2 separate regions of the Homo sapiens genome follow, and region 2 is linked to region 1. The links are chromatin contacts, found by Hi-C in ENCODE. All regions are on one chromosome and are shown on one strand. The core of a region is the stretch at or near the end of the contact, and the rest is flanking DNA. Distances in the headings are between cores, read along the strand shown.

The links. Hi-C counts contacts between places; a loop is a spot of excess contacts on that map. Pooled maps may share reads with other maps.
Region 2: a map with no recorded cell type shows a loop between it and region 1 (5-fold over the local background). The contact joins two enhancer-like sites. A Hi-C loop is called at or near these places in 1 of 168 maps with a recorded cell type or tissue (B cell), 3 of 37 single-sample maps with no recorded cell type and 8 of 50 pooled maps.

Annotation. Positions count from the first base shown.
Region 1 is chr12:12,375,989-12,382,444 of GRCh38, reverse strand. The region is part of intron 2 of BORCS5 (BLOC-1 related complex subunit 5); the gene reads right to left. Among named protein-coding and RNA genes, the nearest start is that of BORCS5, 22 kb to the right of the region's middle. RefSeq lists an enhancer at 956-1,250. Within about 2 kb of position 2,369, at least 6 of the 41 ENCODE cell types and tissues checked have a DNase peak (open chromatin) inside an H3K27ac peak, as active enhancers do.
Region 2 is chr12:12,908,059-12,913,880 of GRCh38, reverse strand. GPRC5A (G protein-coupled receptor class C group 5 member A) reads right to left here. Exons shown (of 4, transcript NM_003979.4): 2 at 4,710-5,638; 3 at 1,739-1,797; 4 at 1-1,434. The coding sequence starts at 5,631. The coding sequence ends at 1,342. Among named protein-coding and RNA genes, the nearest start is that of MIR614, 4.9 kb to the left of the region's middle. Within about 2 kb of position 3,657, at least 4 of the 41 ENCODE cell types and tissues checked have a DNase peak (open chromatin) inside an H3K27ac peak, as active enhancers do.

The DNA.
Region 1 (6,456 bases), core at 1,120-3,619:
CCTAATGTTGGAGGTGGGGTCTAGTGGGAGATGTATGAGTCATAAGAGCAGATCCCTCAAGAATGGCTTGGTGCCTCCCTGTAGTACCGAGCAAGTCTCCCTCTATTAGTTTATGGGAGAACTGGTTGTTTAAAGGAGTGTGGCACCTCCCCCACCTCTGTCTCCCTCTCTTACCATGTGACATGCCTGCTCCTCCTTCACCTTCCTCCATGATTGAAAGTTTTCTGAGGTCCTTACCAGAAGCAGATGCTGGTGCCACACTTCTTATACAGCTTGCAGAACTGTGAGCCAAATAAACCTCTCTTCTTTATAAATTACCCAGCCTCGGGTATTCCTTTATAGCAACTCAAAGTGGACTAACACAAATGGCTCTATTAATATTAGATAAAATAGAAATAAAGACAGAGAGTAATATTAGAGAACGGTGTTTCATAATGATGAAAGTTGTTACATCATGAAGATATAATAATTCTAAATGTATCCACACCAGCAACATATCCTCAAAACAAATGAAGGAAAAACTGACAGAATCAAAAGGAAAAATACACAATTCAACAAAACAGGTTAATAATTCAGTACCTCACTCTCAATTGATAAAACTAAAGACAAAATCAGTAAGAATATACAAAACTCAAAAAACACTATCAACCAACATAACTGACATATATAAAACTCTCTACCCAATGACTGCAGACTATATAGTCTTTAAAAGCACATATGGTTTATACCTTTCACAAAAATTAAGTCAAAATGGATCGCAGACCTAAATGTAAAATGCAAAACTATGAAAGTCCTAAGCAGTAATACAAGAGAAAATCTAGGTAAGCATGGATTTGGTGATGACTTTTTAGATACAACACCAAAGTACAATCCACGAAATTAAAAATGGGACAGATCAATGGAACAGACCTAAGAGTCCAGAAATAAACCCTTACATTTATGGTCATTTTTTAAAGGTGCTGAGATAATTCAATAAGGGAAAACACAATCTTTTCAACATATGGTACAGGGTCAACTGGATACCACAAGCAAACAAACAAAGCAAAATGAACTTAGACCTTTACACAACACACACAAAGTAATCCAAAAAGGATCACAGGCCTAAATGCAATCACTAAAACTATAAAACTTCTAGGAGAAATCTTTATTAAAAATATTGATACACTGAACTTCATCAAGATTAAAAAAGTTGTACTTCAAAAAATATCAGCCAGGTCAGAAGTTCCAGACCAGCCTGGCCAACATGGTGAAAGCCTGTCTCTACTAAAAACACAAAAATGAGCCAGGCACCCGTAATCCCAGCTACCTGGGAGGCTAAGGCAGGAGAACTGCTTGAACCCAGGAGGTGGAGTTTGCAGTGAGCTGAGATCGCGCCAGTGCACTCCAGCCTGGGCGACAGAGTGAGACTCGGTCTCAAAAAAAAAAAAAAAAAATCCCCCAAAAAATGAAAAGAAAGTCACAGTCTGGGAGAAAATACTGCAAATCATATATCTGATTAAGAGATTGTATCCAGAATAAAGAACTTGTTATAATACAATATAAGTTAAAAACCCAATTTAAAAATGGATAAGAGATTTGAACAGGTATTTCAAGCACACAAAAATAATCTCAACATCATTAGAGAAATGTAAATGTAAACCATAATGAGATACCACTACACAACCACTCTGATGGCTATAATCAGAAATAAAGAGAATACTGAATTCTCATACATTGCTGGAAGGAATGTAAAATGGTAATTTTGAAAAAAGTTTGGCAGTTTCGTAAAAGTAAACACAAAGTTACCATACAACCTACCAATTCCGTTCCTAAGAATCCACCCAAAAGAAATAAAAACACATTCACATGAACACATGGTCACAAAGGTTCATAGCAGCATTATTCATAACAGGCAAAAACTGGAAGTCAGACTCAAAAGAGTATGTATTGTATGATTCCATTTAGATGAAGTGTCCAGAAAAGCTGGCCTGTGGTTGCCTAGGACTGGAGACTGGGAGCAGAATTAACTGCAAACTGGAAATAATTTTGATATGGTCCTCATTCATCTCTTTTTATCTCTGATTAGATCAAGCCATCTTCCATATATAGGCACACCTCATTCTATTCCACTTCAAATTTTTTTTAAATTGTGCTTCACAGATACTGTGTTTTTTTTTACAAATTGAAGATTTGTGGCAGGGTGCTTACTTCATGTCTGTCACATTTTGGTAATTCTTGCAATATTTCAAACTTCCATTATTATGATATCTGTCATGGTGATCTGTGATCAGTGATCTTTGATGTCACTATTGTAATTGTTTTGGGCACCACAAACCACACCCATAGAAAACAGGAAACTTAAACTGAGAAGTGTTGCATGTGCTCTGACTGCTTCACGGACCAATCATTCCCCCGGCTATCACCCTCTCCTTGGACCTACTCCCTGAAATACAATAATATTGAAATCAGGCCAATGAATTCCCCTACAATGGTCTTTATGTGTTCAAGTGAAAGGAAGAATTGCACATCTCTCACTTTAAATCAAAAGCTAGAGTGAGGAAGGTATGTTCAAAGCTAAGACAGGGTAGAAGTCAGGCCTCTTGCACCAGTTTGCCAAGCTGTGAATGCAAAGGACAAGTTCTTAAAGGGAATTAAAAGTGCTACTCCAGTGAACACACAAAGGCAAAAACAGCCCTAGTGCTGACATAAAAAGTTTTAATGGTCTGGATAGACAATCAAACTAGCTCCAACATTCCACTGAGACAAAGCCTAATCAAGGAAGCACCTCAGAGGTTCTACTTCTGGGTCTTCAAGGGAACCCACTCTTGCCTTAAGCTATTCTAGTGGATTGCTTAATGGGCTTTAGTGGATCTTAAAAGCTCTGTCGGGTAGGAGATTCTAAATTCTTTCTGTTGACATCCGACCTCTCAGTAGATAACTTAGTTCAAATACAAAATTGAAATCTTTTCTAAAACAAAATTGTATTTTTAAACTTACTATTTTTGAATAAGAAGTTTAAAAAAAGCAAAAGAAGTTAAAGAAAAGTTGCAGGCTTAGGTGTGGTGGCCCATGCCTGTAAACCCAGCACTATGGGAGGCTGAGGCAGGCGGATCACCTGAGGCCAGGAGTTCAAGACCAGCCCGGCTAACATGGTGAAACCATACTAAAGATACAAAAATTAGCCAAGCATGGTGGCACGTGCCTGTAGTCCCAGCTACTCAGGAGGCTGAGGCAAGAGAATCACTTGAACCCGGGAGGCAGAGGTTGCAGTGAGTCAAGATCGCTCCATTGCACTCCAAGCCTGGGCAACAAAGCAAGATTTTTGCCTCCAAAAAGAAAAAAAAAAAAGAGAAAAGAAAGAAGAAAGAAGAAAGAAAGAAATAGAAAAGTTGCATAAAGTATAGGATTCCAGATGGGTGCAATGGCTCATGCCTATTATCCCAAGCACTTTGTGAGGCAAAGGTGGGAGGATCCCTTGAGCCCAGAAATTCAAGACCAGCCTGGGCAACATACGGAACCCTATTTCTACAAAAAAAATTAAAAATATTAGCTGGGAGTGGTGGCACACACCTGTGGTCTCAGCTACTCAGGAGGCTGAGGCAGGAAGATTACTTGAGCCTGGGAGGTCGAGGCTGCAGTGAGTCATGATCTCACCACTACACCCTCAGCAGCTTCCCCTTAATATTAACATAGTATGTAACTGCAATACAATGATCAAAACCAGGAAATTAACACTGCTACAATATAATCAACTAAACTACACAACTATTCAAATGTGCCCTTTTTTCCCACTAACATCCTTTCTCATTCTAGGACCCAATCCAGGACCCACACTGCATGTCTCCTTAGTCTCCTTAAATCTGTGATAATTCTTCAATTGTTCCTTGTCTTTCAAGACTTTGACTCTTATAAAGAAAACCGGTTAGTTATTTTGTAGCATGTCTCTAATATTTTTTCCTCATTTAATAATATTACTATCAACAAGAATCATGTACTGAGGGTTTATTAAGTGAGAGGTACTATATACTAAGCCCTATGCCTATGTTCTCTCTTTTAAATAAAAGTGTTTGTAGTAGACTTTATGTATTTTTTTGGAGACGGAGTCTCACTCTGTCACCCAGGCTGCAGTTCAGTGGCACGATCTTGGCTCACTGCAACCTCTGCCTCCCAGGTTCAAGCGATTGTCCTGCCTCAGCCTCCTGAGTAGCTGGGATTACAGGCGCACGCCACCATGCCTAGCTACTTTTTGTATTTTTAGTAGAGACGGGGTTTCACCCTGCTGGCCAGGCTGGTCTCAAATTCCTGACCTGAGGTGATCTGCCCGCCTAGGCCTCCCAAAATGCTGGAATTACAGGTGTGAGCCACCGTGCCCGGCCTATAATAGACTTTAAAACAGAAGTATTTTAAAATCAAAGAGCAATCATCTTTAATTCATTCTTCTTCAAGTGCTATTGTTTTGTAAATTACAAACTATCATGCAACATATTATTTTCCCACACCAATATCCTTCAATGTCCCCTCCAATATCCCTAAAAAATATTAAACCTAAATGTATGCTTTAAATTCAGGGCCCTTGAGTTTTTATCTTTCTAAATCTTTACTGCCTGCATTTTCCTATCCTTAAACCTTGGCTCATTGCTTTCTTCACTTGTAACTGTCCTACTTTTGCATCTCTAAATATGCTTTCTCTTAAGGACACCTTTGATCACTACCGCTAGCTCTCAAGAGCTACTGATCCCCTGAAATACTACAGAAGCTAGTGAATGCACTACTCATTTGGTTTACATACAATACCCTGTGCTGTGGGCATGTATTATCTCCCAAATGAGACTTCTTGAGAGCAGAGGACCTGTGAGCTATCTTTTCCCCCATGACATCTAGTATACTACCCTAATGCTTAATTGCATTTACTGAGTACCTACCAAGTGCCAAGCTTTGTGCTGGGCCCTAAGAAATCCACGATGTCTAAGACAAAATCCCAACTCTTGGCTGGGCATGGTAGCTCATGCCTGTAATCTCAGGACTTTGGGAGGCTGAGGCAGACAGACCACCTGAGGTCAGGAGTTTGAGACCAGCCTGGCCAACATGGTGAAAACCATCTCTACTAAAAATACACAAAATTAGCCAGGCATGGTGGTGCGCGCCTGTAGTCCCAACTACTCGGGAGGCCGAGGCAGAAGAATTGCTTGAGCCTGGCGGGGCGGGGCTTGCAGTGAGCCAAGATCACACCACTGCACTCCAGCCTGGGCAACAGAGCAAGACTCCGTCTCGAGAAAAAAAAAAAAAAAAGGACAAAATCTCAACTCTTGAGAAACCTGAGGTGTGACGATAAATGCTTCTCTGAGTACAGAGATAGACTGAAAATCGTTTTCTCTCCAAAAAATTAAGGTCACTAAAAAGTTTCCTCCGGTAGTAAGATTTGTCCTTTTCTGTCCTGATAAACACTAAAATAAGTAATTCTAGATTACTAACGTGTCACAGAACATGTATATTTCCCAATCAGCTTGTGCTTGAAGCAAGCTGTGACTTAGTTTTATGAGAAATGCAGGTGCTACAGAGGAAGCCTTATTAACCAAAGGCCTTTGAAAAGACTGCACCAGGTTGCAGCAGTTTCAACAAGCTTACCAATTGTTTTAGTCTAGTGACATCTAGTGGTAAAAGTGTTGTTAAACACAGGACTGCTATAAATTTAATTACTACACTAAAGGAAGGCCATCTTATTTTAAAAATGGCAAAATATGAGAAAGACCTATGGCATTTATTATTAATTTGCCTTTGGCCTATGTAACTGTTAACTCTCTGTTGGATTTATTTTTTCCTTCTCCTATGGCTGAGAAAAATTAATTTTGACATAACATAAGATTTACTGAAATAAAAAGATACTGATTCTTTAAGTTAGAGAAAAGCCCTCAATTAAAAAAGATTGAAGAGCAGGCCAGGTGCAGTGGCTCACGCCTGTAATCCCAGCACTTTGGGAGGCCGAGGCAGGTGGATCACGAGGTCAGGAGATAGAGACTATCCTGGCTAACACTGTGAAACCCCCTCTCTACTAAAAATACAAAAAATTAGCCGGGCGTGGTGGCGGGCGCCTGTAGTCCCAGCTACTCAGGAGGCTGAGGCAGGAGAATGGCGTGAACCCAGGAGGCAGAGCTTGCAGTGAGCTGAGATGGTGCCACTGCACTCCAGCCTGGGCAACAGAGTGAGACTCTGTCTCAAAAAAAAAAAAAAAAGACTGAAGAGCAAAGCAATCCCAATTGTCACCTGTTCCGAAAATCCTGCAAATCAAAACAGACTTTTTGTTCATAAATATTTACTTACTGACACTTTCATATACTGCTAAAAATGTTTAGAGACAGGATTACAGACCAGGCATGGTGGCTCACACCTGTAATCCCAACACTTTGGGAGGCCGAGGTGGGCGGATCATGAGGTCAGGAGTTTGAGACCAGCCTGGCCAACATGGCGAAACCCCATCTC
Region 2 (5,822 bases), core at 2,408-4,907, 530 kb before region 1:
TTTCTGGAGTAAAACCTCAGGCCCCGTGATGATCCTGGCTCTCACACCATTGACAGCCTCAAAAATGAGGGGAAACACACTTGTTTTAGAGGGAACGGGAGAGACACATGAAGAAGGGTCAAGTACAAACCCAAAGGAAGTGAACCTTGAACTTCAGCTCCAACATGAAGCTCTCAGGGCAGCCCGTGTTCTATCCCCCAGAGTCTAATGCTCATTACTGGTAACTGCTGCCACCACCATGAAAGAGTGGCCACCACATCTTTATTGCATACTCAGGTGAATAACTTATTATACAATGAACACTCCTCCATTAGGAGACCATGCCCACTTACAGAATGCAGCCGTAAATGCGGTAAATCTATTTACAGAGGTTGGGGTGCAAGATGAGAGAAGTATCAGCCCCAGGAATTTGAAGTGAGAATGATCTACAAATTCTCCTGACAAGGAGCAACCGGGCTTGTGCTAGTGAGGTCTGAAAGAATTCCTGGCAGAGCGTAGGGGGAGATTAGATCTCGGAATTGACAGCAAGTTTGGGGACAGTGCAAGAAGAGAGGGGTGACCTGTGAATTGGTGCTGGGGAGCTGCTGAGGCCCAATGTGAGGCAGCACTAGAGAGATGAGTAAATTTAGGGTGATCTTTAGCCTCTCCTACCCAGGCAAGAAGGGTTGGGGAGCGGGGGTGCCAGCAAGTTGGCTTCCAGTGTAGATTCAGGCCAGTGGGCTGAGAGAGGCTTTTGCTATTTTTGCTCAGATATGCAGGTCTGCTCTGGGCCACAGAGCCTCACAAAACCCACTGTGAGTTAGAGGAGCAGGCCCCTAGAGCTGTGTGAGCCAGCGTGAGCTCAGATGACCAGACCTTTAGTCCATGGAAAATAACAGCAAGATTAAGGGCCTAGGCTGGGAGCTGTGGCTCACGCCTGTCATCCCAGCACTTTGGGAGATGGAGATGGGAGGATTGCTTGAGCACAGGTGGTCGAGGCTGCACTGGGCTGTGATCGCACCACTGCACTCAAGCCTGGGTGACAGAGCAAGATCCTGTTTCAAAAAACAAACAAAAAGAGTAAGGGTCTAAACTTGAGTTGCCTGAGACTCCCACTTAAAAGAAGTATCCAAAGGATGAGACAAAAAAAAAAAAATACTACAGCGCCTCTAAGAACTGGAGTCTTACTAGCCCACATCAGCCCCAGCATGGAAGAATTGTGGTTGAGGCTGGGAGGGAGGCAAACTGTTCCCGTAGTGTCTTGTACAGTTTTCTCAGAAGACTCAAGATTTCGCCCACATCCCTTTGAGCTCCCGCTAGATCTGCCGCCCGGCTGCATTTGTCCCACTCTTCAGGACAGAGTTAGCTGCCCTCTTTCTTTACTTCATAGTCTTTGTAAGGGCTCGGCCAAGCGTGGGCCCGTGGGATGGAGAATTCCTTTTGGGGAGGCTGGTTCTGAAAAGGAAACAGTCATATCGTGAAACCCACTCCAGTTCCTGCCATTTCAACAGGTCTCCAGTCTGGGCAGAAGTCTCATTTCCTTCCCTTTCTCCCAGGCCTCCCACCCCCAAGTCCTCTCTATGCCAAGCACTCATTCTTACCCACTAACCCCGTGAGGCCGCTTAGAGGAAAGAAGACCCATCATTCCTTCAAGTGGCCATCTAGGGGCCATGAGAAAGGTAACATCGTCTGTTTCCAAAGGATCAGTGTTCCTGAGGTGCTAATGCCTTTGATGAAGAGGGAGAAAAAAATCACTTACCTGCAGCTGAAAATGTGTGGAATAGGGGGCATAGAGCGTGTCCCCTGTCTCTTCAAAACCTGAAATGGAGGAACAGGAGAAATTAAACCACTGGGGCCCCCACCTATGTTCACCCCATTGTATCACTTATCACAGTGTGACATCTTGCCCATTTAATTGCCTGTCTCTCCAGCAGACCTTAAGTTTCTTGGAGGGACAGAGACTAGGTCCTCAAGCCTAGGACCAGGCACAAAGCAAACACAATATTGGTTGAATGAATGAATAACTATGATGACTAGGGACGCCCCTTTTCAGAACTTCACCAGAGCCCCACCTCATCCTAGGACCACTTCAAAAGCACATTTGAAAAGTCATGGGCTGGGCATGGTGGCTCACGCCTGTAATCCCAGAACTTTGGGCGGCCGAGGTGGGCAGATCACAAGGTCAGGAGATCGAGACCATCCTGGCTAACAAGGTGAAACCCCATCTCTATTAAAAATACAAAAAATTAGCCAGGCGTGGTGGCGGGCACCTGTAGTCCCAGCTACTCGGGAGGCTGAGGCAGGAGAATGGTGTGAACCCAGGAGGTGGAGCTTGCAGTGAGCCGAGATCGCACCACTGCACTCCAGCCTGGGCGACAGAACAAGACTCTGTCTCAAACAAAAAAAAAAAAAAGAAAAAGTCATAAAAACCAGTCATTTCAGATATAGATCTGGCCAGGGGTGTACCTAGAGTGAATCTCACTGGGGATTTACCTATTTCAACTGCCTGACAAGGAAAATATGTATATATTTGTATCATTTTCATTGGGAAGAGGCAGGATTGATGAGCAACTGTTTTCTGTGTATTTGGGGAAAACCAAAGGCTTGGGAAACAAGGATAAACACATGCAATCATCATGAATGCAGTTCAAAGCAATTCATTTATTTCCCACCAAATTTATGGGCCCAATTTGCTGAACAAACACTTAAACGCCTTTATTTAAGAGATCGTGGCTGGGCACGGTGGCTCATGCCTGTAATCCCAGCACTTTGGAAGGCCTAGGCGGGCGGATCATGAGGTCAGGAGTTCGAGACCAGCCTGGCCAAGATGGTGAAACCCCGTCTCTACTAAAAACACAAAAAAATTAGTTGGGCATAATGGTGCACGTCTGTAATCCCAGCTACTCGGGAGGCTGAGGCAGGAGAATTGCTTGAACCTGGGAGGCAGAGCTTGTGGCGAGCCAAGATTATGTCCCTGCACTCCAGCCTGGGTGACAGAGCGAGACTCTGTCTCAAAAAAAAAAAAAAAAGAGAGAGATGGTGAAGCACATAAAGATTAACCAGAATGATCCCTCCTTGCAGCTGACACTGGAGAGTAAGGAACATATGACAGGTACATAAATAACAGTGCAATGAGACAGACCCTGATAAGAGCATTTCAAAGTCCTACAGATGCACAGGGTGGAGTGATTACCAGGGGAAACTGGGGAATGCCTGATCCTGGAGAAGGGCAGAAGAGGGAGATGGTCACACCAGGCAGAGGACAGACACACCTGGAGCACAGGCACAGGCAGGAAAGCACAGCGACTTGGTTCATCTGGACTGCGAGCAAAGCTTCAGAGGTTGTTGGTTCCAACTGTGGAAGGGCTCAGGAAGGATTTGATGGGATGGGGTGGCTCAGGGGACCCAGGGAGGAAAGTGAGCAGCAAAGCATGGAGGCCAGAGAAGCATTTTAAGGGAGAAAGCTGACAGTGGCCCTTGAAATGAATGAAGGAAGGAAGACTCATCAGTGAATGAGAACAGGAAGTACAGGAGTGAGGTGATGGAGTGAAGCCACGGAACGGACAGGAGGGGCTGGGTGGTTAAATAACCCCTCCTGCCCTCCTCCGCCTCCCTTCAGACTTCCAAGTGCCCTAGACAGGGACCATAGCTGCAGTGAGTAGCACCAGGAAGTTCCACACCTCAGGCTTAAGAGCAAAGGAAAGACCTATTTTTAGCTGGAGCTAAGAACATGGCCTTGGAGGTTCCTCATTCCTATCCCAAAACCACCCACCCCCTGTGATTAGACTTAAAGGTCAGTGTAAACCCTGGAGACCAATGAATAGGTCCCTATGAGCAGGAGTACTTTCTGGCCATCAGTTTAGCCTCTTTTGCTTATGAAAACAACACGAGAACATCTGGCTTGTCTCAACTCCAGATAAGAGCAAAATCACTTGATTCTTTTTTTTTTTTTTTTTTTTTTTTTAAATAGAGATGAAGTCTTGCTATTTTGCCCAAGCTGGTCTCAAACTTCTGGGCTCAAGCAATCCTCCCACCTCAGCCTCCCAGAGGGCTAGGATTACAGGAGTGAGCCACCATGCCTGGCCTGAATCATTTGATTCTTGTATGTCAAATATGATCTGTTCCTTCCCATGGGCCCAGAAACATACACAAAAAATGTGGTTCTTCACACTAAACCAGAATCCTTACCAATTTTACAGAGACTTCCTGCTGGTTTGTGATAAAAGGGCTTTCTCCCTTCTCTGCTCTGTGATCACTGCAGGAAATCATGGCTTGGTTTTATGCACTGAAATCTACAAAGGCTCCACATTTCTGGAAGGAATGCCTCGTTATCTTTTATAAAAAACACAACCTCATCTACTTATTGCTGGGAATTTGTCTCGTTATCCTTTTTCCATGTCTTTGCTGCATCTTATTTTGATGCACAGAAACCTCTGAGGTGTTCTGCCCCACAGGAAATTACAGCACAAGAAAGGGGAAGTGAGGAGGGCTCTCCCAGTCTACACCAATTGTACAAAGTACTCAATAAAGACTCCAGAGGCCAGCTTCGTGTTCTACTTGTCTCTAACAGGCTGGACGACTTTAAGCAAGATCTGAGCCTTAAGGAACTTATCTATTCTATCAAGGGTATAATCTGGAAAATCTTGCATGTTCCTTACAGTTATAATATCCTATGATTCTCCCCCACCTTTCTACAAGGGATTCTCTGCCTAGCCAGGCTGCATCTGTACCTTGAGTGATTTCCTCTTGAGAGTAGGCTCTGTTCTCCACACCATAGCTCTTCTTCACGAGTTGAGGTTTACAGAAAGCATCCTCAACAGGATAATCCATGGGGTTTCGTTGCTTTGTGAGCAGCCAAAACTCGGGACTAACATAAGCCAACAGGAACACCCAGCCATTGGCAGCCAAGGCGGAGCTGAGGATGGTGTCATCCCACCTGCGGTCAAAGTCAGGAAGCATGAGCAGGGTGATCCAGGCCACCCAGATGGCAATGGAGAGGAGCATCGTGAGGTAGATGTGGGCCCCATGTCTCTTCCAGCCCGTGAAGGAACCACAGAAGGTGAAGGAGGACATGAGGAAGGTCAGCGCCATCAAGAAGAGGACGTAGGTGAGCAGGAGGACAAAGTCTTCATTGCGACGAGGAGCGGAAAGCTCAGAAAAGACATTGACGTTGGTCCTATTCATGGTCAGGACAATATATTCAATAGCGATAACATCCTGGACTAGGCTGAAGCCCACGGCCAGACCCAGAATCACCAACAGGGAAAGGGGCTTCCTCCCCCGGACGAGCTTGGTCAGACTGACAGCATGAGCCAGCAGGCAGGAGAAGCAGATGGAAAAGAGGATCCCAAAGAGGAAGAAGCGTGTGGGCCCTGTGCTCCCGTCCAGTCCGATGATGAAGGCGAAGGTGAGGCCAAAGATGCCCAACACACCCAGGAGGAAGAGAAACTGAGTAGGCAGCATTTTTCGCCTGTTGGAGTCCTGCACCTTGCAGACGAGGATCGGGAGAGTGAGCATGAAGGCCACCGAGGTCACAACCCCGGCTGTGGCCACCGTTTCTAGGACGATGCCCCAAGCTTCAGCCTTATCACAAAGTCTGTAGTACTTGGATTTCAGGCCATTGCGGCAACCATCAGGGACTGTTGTAGCCATTCTGGACCTGCAGAAAAGGAATGTTGGAGTGGGGAGAAGGTATTGAATCTCCTAACACAGTCCTCAGACACAGAAGACTAAAAAAGGATTAGGAAACCAATTTTGCATGTTTAGCCAGGGTTTTGACTTTGAGCTTACTACATTAAGTAAAGCTACTAACTTTCCTCTACCTCCTGTAGTAAATTCTAAAA